2 separate regions of the Homo sapiens genome follow, and region 2 is linked to region 1. The links are chromatin contacts, found by Hi-C or POLR2A ChIA-PET in ENCODE. All regions are on one chromosome and are shown on one strand. Each heading gives the region's core, a stretch centred on a gene start or an enhancer-like site at or near the end of the contact. The rest is flanking DNA. Distances are from core to core; before and after follow the strand shown.

Region 1 (3,169 bases), core at 457-2,956:
AAAGCTACAGAAGAATCAGTCAGGATACAGAAGAAAAAGAAAAATCATAAAGGCATATTACTAAGAAGTCAACAGAAGAGAGGTGATTATAGCTTACAGTGTCAAGTGCTATAAAGTACAGAGACAGAGGACTGAGAAAGGATCAGTACATTGAGCAATCATAAAACCATTATTAAGAGAAGATTCTAAAGTATGGTTTCTGTAAAACAAAGGGAAAATGGAAATAATGATTATACAATTAGACAGAGGAAACTAATAATAAGGAAACAGAAACAACTGCTCTTTCACTCATGCTTGAGGTATTGCAGGAAGAAAAAAAAAACAAACATAGAGTTAGAATGGACAGAAAGGTCAACTGAAGGGTTTCTCCAAACTAAGAAAGAACTGTGGCTGGTTGAAGACACAAAGGCAAAGTGTCAGTGGAAAATGAAGAGATAATGCCTTACATGTTATGAAACAGCAACACATTTAATGATTCTCAACCAAATTATTCATCCAGCCTAATCTTATTTAACTACATCTAATTTTACATTTTTACTTGGTTTGCACATGAATCTTCAGGTGTCTTTTAGGCTTCTTTCTAGGTAAATATCTACATAATCTGTTCAGCTACCCTTATACAAGTTCCTAAGGCAATCATCAAATATATGTATTGTGTTTAGGCTGATCAATCGAGTCCTGTGGCTAGCTAAGGTAGCATTAAAGTATACTGTCAGGCTAAGACACTGTTAGGCCTGCAAAATAAAGATTGACAATATTCATAAGCTGCTTAAATTTGTATAGTACAGATGGCTAAAATAAGAACAAATTGCTATTTTATGTGTAAAAACTGGAGAAAGTGCCTTTAATGAAATAAGAACGGAAATGAAACTGCATTTACTTACGTAAGCGCTGCTCTAGCCAAATCATGTGGCATCAGGTCTTTATATCTGGGGAACGAAAACCAGTAATTTAAACCAAAACCCTAGAGCTTCAATGAAAAATTTTCATTCTATTTGAAATACCCAGAGATCATCAAACACATGCTGCTACAAACACACTTAACTTTACTATCCAAGGCAGTCCATCATTTCAAATGAAGAAATAGTGTGACTTCGCTATTTGTCATCCTTAAAAGTCTAGCAAGCCTTAACTCCTCCTGAGCTTGCTAAGAATCGAACAAAAATGTTGTCCAACACCTTAATGTTCAGTATAACATATGCTAAATTTTCTTTAAAGTGAAGCCCCACCTTTGAGGTCTCTTTTCCTTTAAACATTTTATTTTAAAAGTATATTATTTATTTATTTTGTAATGCCTACAGGGCTACAGGTGATGTATTAGGACTTTTGAAGAAACTTTTTGCTTTTAAGTAACTTGAGATTTACCAAAGAATTGGAAAGAGGCCAAGCATGGTGGCTCACACCTAGAATCCCAACATTTTGGGAGGCTGAGGTGATATGACTACTTGAGGCCAGGAGTTCAAGACCAGCCTGGGTAACAGAGCAAGCAAGACCTTGTCTCTTACAAAAAATATTAAAAATTAGCCAGGCGTGGTGGCATGGATCTGTAGTCCTAGCTACTTGGGAGGCTGAGGTGAGAAGACTGCTTAAGGCCATGAATTTGAGGCTGCTAGGATCACACCACTGCACTCCAGTCTGGGCAGCAGAGCAAGACCCTGTGTAAATACATAAATAAGAATTGGAAAAAGAGAGCAGAGTTCCTCTTTCCCCCTGCTGTTTTTTTTTTTTTTTTAAGACGGAGGTTCGCTCTTGTTGCCCAGGCTGAAGTGCAATGGCGCAATCTCAGCTCACTGCAACCTCCACCTCCAGGGTTCAAGCAATTCTCCTGCCTCAGCTTCCCGAATAGCTGGGATTACGGGCACCCACCACCACGCCCAGCTGATTTTTTTGTATTTTTAGTAGAGATGGGATTTCACCATGTTGGCCACGCTGGTCCTGAACTCCTGACCTCAGGTGATTTGCCCGCCTTGGCCTCCCAAAGTGCTGGGATTACAGACGTGAGTCACCGCGCCCAGCCTTCCCCTGCTTTTTCTAATACTGACATCTTACATAACCATGATATACTTATTAAAACTAAGAAATGAACATTGGCACAATACTATTCACTAAGCTACTACCTATCTGAGTCTCACCAGTTGTTCCACTAATGTCCTTTTTCTGTTCCAAGATTCAATCCAAGATACCATGTTGCATTTAGTTGTCATGCCTCCTCAGTCTCCTCCAATTTGTGACAGTTTCTCAGTCTTCCTTGTCTTTCATGACCTTGACACTTTTGAAGACTGGGGTTATGGATTTAGGGGAAGAATATCACAGAGGTAAACTGTATTTCTCTTAGCTTCGTATCAGGGGGCACATGATATCAACATGACTTACTACCAGTGATGTTAAAGTGATGATTTGGGTCAAGTGATGTCTGCCAGTTTACTCCACTATAAAGTTACTATTTTTTCCTTTCTTATCTCAATTTGTTAGAAGTGAGTCACTAAGTCTAGCCCACATTCTGAGGGGAGAATTAAGTTCCACCTTCCAGTGGCAGGAATAACACAGACTTTGCGGACGTATGTCGAAATCATCATAGTAATTGATAAATATTTTGGGGGAGATTCTCTGAGACTATGCAAATATTCTGTTTCTTCTTAGCATTTCACCTAATTTTAGCATTCATTTGTAGATCTCGCAGCAAGTATTATGTGGTATTCTAATGGTTATTTTTCTCATTCTTTATTTATTTTTATTTTTTGAGATAGGGTCTCACTCTGTCACTCAGACTGGAATGCAGTGGTGCAATCACAGGTCACTGCAGCCTCAAACTCATGGGCTCAAGCAATCTTCCCACTTCGGCCTCCCTTGTAGGTAGGACTACCGGTGTCTGCTACCACACCCAGCTAATTTTTCATTTTTAGTTTTTGCAGAGATGGAGTCTCACTTTGTCCATGCCGGTCTCGAACTCCTGGCCTCAAGCAATCCTCCTACCTCAGCCTCCCAAAGTGCTGGGATTACATGTGTGAACCACTGTACACAGTCCTCCTATATTTATTAATCAAAATTCTTCTGTAAGGAAGACTTGTTCATTCTTTCTCATTTATTTACTCTTTTTTTTTTTTTTTTTTGAGACAGAGTCTCACTCTGTTGCCCAGGCTGGAGTGCAGTGGCACGATGTCGGCTCACC
Region 2 (3,217 bases), core at 215-2,714, 140 kb before region 1:
AAAAACACTAGAAGTAAATACAGGAGAATATCTATATAATCTTAGCATAGAAAACCCATCTTTGAATAAGACCAAAGTCAGAAAATAAAAAGATTAAAAGATTTTACTTTCTAAAATTTAGAAATTTTATCCTTGAAAGTCAAGGGATAAACTGATAAAAGATATTTGACAAAATTTTACTATCCATAAAATAGGAAGGGCTCCTTCAAATCAATAAACAAAAGACAAAATACCAAAGAGAAAAACTGGCAGAGGATATGAACAGGCAGTTTCCCAAAGAAATACAAATGGCAAATAGGCATTTGAAAATATGGTCAGCTTCACATATAATCAGAGAAACCAAAACCCTGTGAGGTGTCATTACTCTATTATGAGACTAAAAAAGATTTTAAGGGTTGACAGTATCAGGTGGGAGCCCAGCTTTCCACATTCCATGGGTGGGAATGTAAAGTATAACAACGTGTCTAAAAGGCAATTCGGCAAGATTTGTCAAAAGCTTAAATGTGCCTTCCCTCTGACCCAACAATCCTTTCTTTAGGAATTTTTTACAGAAAGCCTTTACAAGTACATAAATAAATATGCACGAGAAAGATGATTGTAGCACTGACAATACTCGTAAGACCATGGAAACATTCTACATACATATTAGTAGCTGACTAATTAAGAGAAAACAATATTTCAGAAATACTTTGTAGCCTACAAAAAGAATGATGTAATACCTAACAGCAGGGAAAGATGTCCACAGCAGTTAAGTAAAGGGAGCCAGTTTTAGAAAAATATGTAGACTATAATACACATTTTCTTTTTAAAACAGGCTTGGCTGGGCGCGATGGCTCACGCTTGTAATCCCAGCACTTTGGGAGGCCGAGGCGGGTGGATCGCGAGGTCAGGAGATCGAGACTACCCTGGCTAACACGGTGAAACCCCGTCTCTACTAAAAATACAAAAAATTAGCCGGGCGTGGTGGTGGGCGCCTGTAGTCCCAGCTACTTGGGAGGCTGAGGCAGGAGAATGGCGTGAACCCGGGAGGCGGAGCTTGCAGTGAGCCGAGCCGAGATAGCGCCACTGCACTCCAGCCTGGGCGGGAGAGCGAGACTCTGTCTGAAAAACAAAAACAAAAACAAAAAACAGGCTTATATGTGCACAGGACATTTTCTGGAAGTATATATGACAAACGAATAACAGCAATTACTTAAAGAACAGGAATTAAATTACTGAGAAGTTCTATTTTCTACATTTTTGTATTGCATGAATTTTCTAAATAGTGCATGTGTGTGTGCTTGTCTGTGTGTGTGAATCAGAAAATGAGACTAAAGGGGCGGTGGCGAGATAAAGTTCCAGATTATAGACTTCTTCAGGGGAGGCATGGGGGAGTGACCTCACCAACCCCCACGCCACTTACATCATCAAGACCCTGCTCTCTCCTCTGGCACACAGTGTCCATAAGGGCTACCAGTACTGCCTTAGGAAAAATGAAACCTCAACATGACACAGCAGGTTTGTTTTTTTGTTTGGTTTCATTTCGTTTTTTGAGACGGAGTTTCGCTCTTGTTGCCCAGGCTGGAGTGCAATGGCGCGATCTCGGCTCACTGCAACCTCTGCCTCCTGGGTTCCAGCAATTCTCCCGCCTCAGCCTAGCAGATCTCTTTATCTCATTCTTTCTTGACTTTTTCTAACTCTGACTTCCATCTCTACTCCCTTTGTTCAAAGTCCAGGACAATCCTACCTAGTGTAACACTATTTTGGAGATACAGAATTGAGTTACCATCCTCCACTCCCAATCTAACCAAAACCCCTTGTTTTTTTCTTGTCATTTCATTGGCTTCCCTATTCTTATTGAACATGCTCTTTGTTTTCTTACCAAGTAAACTAATTGTTCCATTTTACTCAGGTCTTCAGCTATTGCCAGGCTTATCATGTTCCCATCACCACTCAAAAAATTCCCTTGACTTTCTACTTTGACCACCAATTAATGACCAACTCTATTTAAATAATCCCTTCCAAGTGCTTTCTGGATCAAAGATCAGTGCTTCAGAAACAAACAAACAACAACAACAACAAAAAAACCATGCAGTCCAGATATGCTATAATTTTTTTTTTTTTTAAGACAGAGTCTTGCTCTGTCCCCAGGCTGCAGTGCAGTGGAGCCATCTCGGCTCACTGCAACCTCCGCCACCCAGGTTCAAGTAATTCTGCTGACTCAGTCTCCCGAGTAGCTGGGACGACAAACACGCACCACCACACCCAGCTAACTTTTGTATTTCTAGTAAAGATGGGGTTTCACCATGTTGGCCAGTCTGCAGATATGCTATAAATTCTTATTAACTACTATTAACTTAAATCTCATCATTGTCTTTTATGCATCATTTTTTACTGCTTAGCACTGTACTGTCCAATATGGTAGCCAATAACCACATGTGGCTATAAAGCACTTGAAATGTGCCTGGTGCAAATTGAAATGCGCTATGAGTGTAAAATACACTCTAGATGGATTTTGAAGACTTTGAACAAAAAATATTTGCAATATATCTCATCAGTATGATTTACACTGATTGCATATTAAAATAATACTTTTATATATTGGGTTAAATAAATTATTAATTTCACCTGTTCTGTTTTTACCACTTTCAATGTGGCTACTAGAAAACTTGAAATGACATATGTGGCTGATACTGTATTTCTGTTGTTCAGCAGTGTAGAACTAGTATGTTCTCCAAAGCAACTGTTTCAGACTTCTGTCTATTCAGATTTGAGCTCCCTCCCTCCTGGGGGCTGAGTCCTCTTTTGGGAAGCTGTTTCCTCACCACCGCCCCATGTTTGTGGTCTAAATGGGAGCTGCCATCTTGAATACTCTACTTCCTGACCAATTCTCAGGATTTAAAAAAATTGGAACTTGGTTGATTGTCTACCTGGGTTTAGAGTTCTAGGTTGGAAATAACTTTCCTTCACTGCTTCCTTCCAGTGTTGCTAACTGAGAAACCTGAAGTCATTCTGTCTTTATGCCTTTCTTTGTATGTGACCATATTTTTGTTTTTTATATGTGACCATGTTTTTGTTTTGTTTTGTTTTGTTGTGTTTTGTTTTGTTTCACTCTGGAAGCTCGTAGGCCCTTTCTCTTTATTCTCAGTGTTCTGAACTTTCTCAATGGTGTGCCTTAGGGTGGGTCTATTTTCATCCATTGTGCTAGACATTTCAATCAGGAACCTCATGATCTTCA

The links. Hi-C counts contacts between places; a loop is a spot of excess contacts on that map. ChIA-PET counts read pairs that join two places held with the same protein, here RNA polymerase II (POLR2A). Pooled maps may share reads with other maps.
Region 2: a pooled map shows a loop between it and region 1 (2.9-fold over the local background). The contact joins two enhancer-like sites. A Hi-C loop is called at or near these places in 2 of 50 pooled maps. POLR2A ChIA-PET finds 5 or more read pairs at or near these places in 2 of 52 experiments (H1 and activated CD4-positive, alpha-beta T cell).

What each region holds. Positions count from the first base shown.
Region 1 is chr2:26,267,713-26,270,881 of GRCh38, reverse strand. HADHB (hydroxyacyl-CoA dehydrogenase trifunctional multienzyme complex subunit beta) reads right to left here. Exons shown (of 16, transcript NM_000183.3): 5 at 885-929. Among named protein-coding and RNA genes, the nearest start is that of HADHB, 24 kb to the right of the region's middle. Within about 2 kb of position 1,706, at least 3 of the 41 ENCODE cell types and tissues checked have a DNase peak (open chromatin) inside an H3K27ac peak, as active enhancers do.
Region 2 is chr2:26,410,683-26,413,899 of GRCh38, reverse strand. The region is part of intron 1 of DRC1 (dynein regulatory complex subunit 1); the gene reads right to left. Among named protein-coding and RNA genes, the nearest start is that of DRC1, 10 kb to the right of the region's middle. RefSeq lists an enhancer at 1,454-1,593. Within about 2 kb of position 1,464, at least 3 of the 41 ENCODE cell types and tissues checked have a DNase peak (open chromatin) inside an H3K27ac peak, as active enhancers do.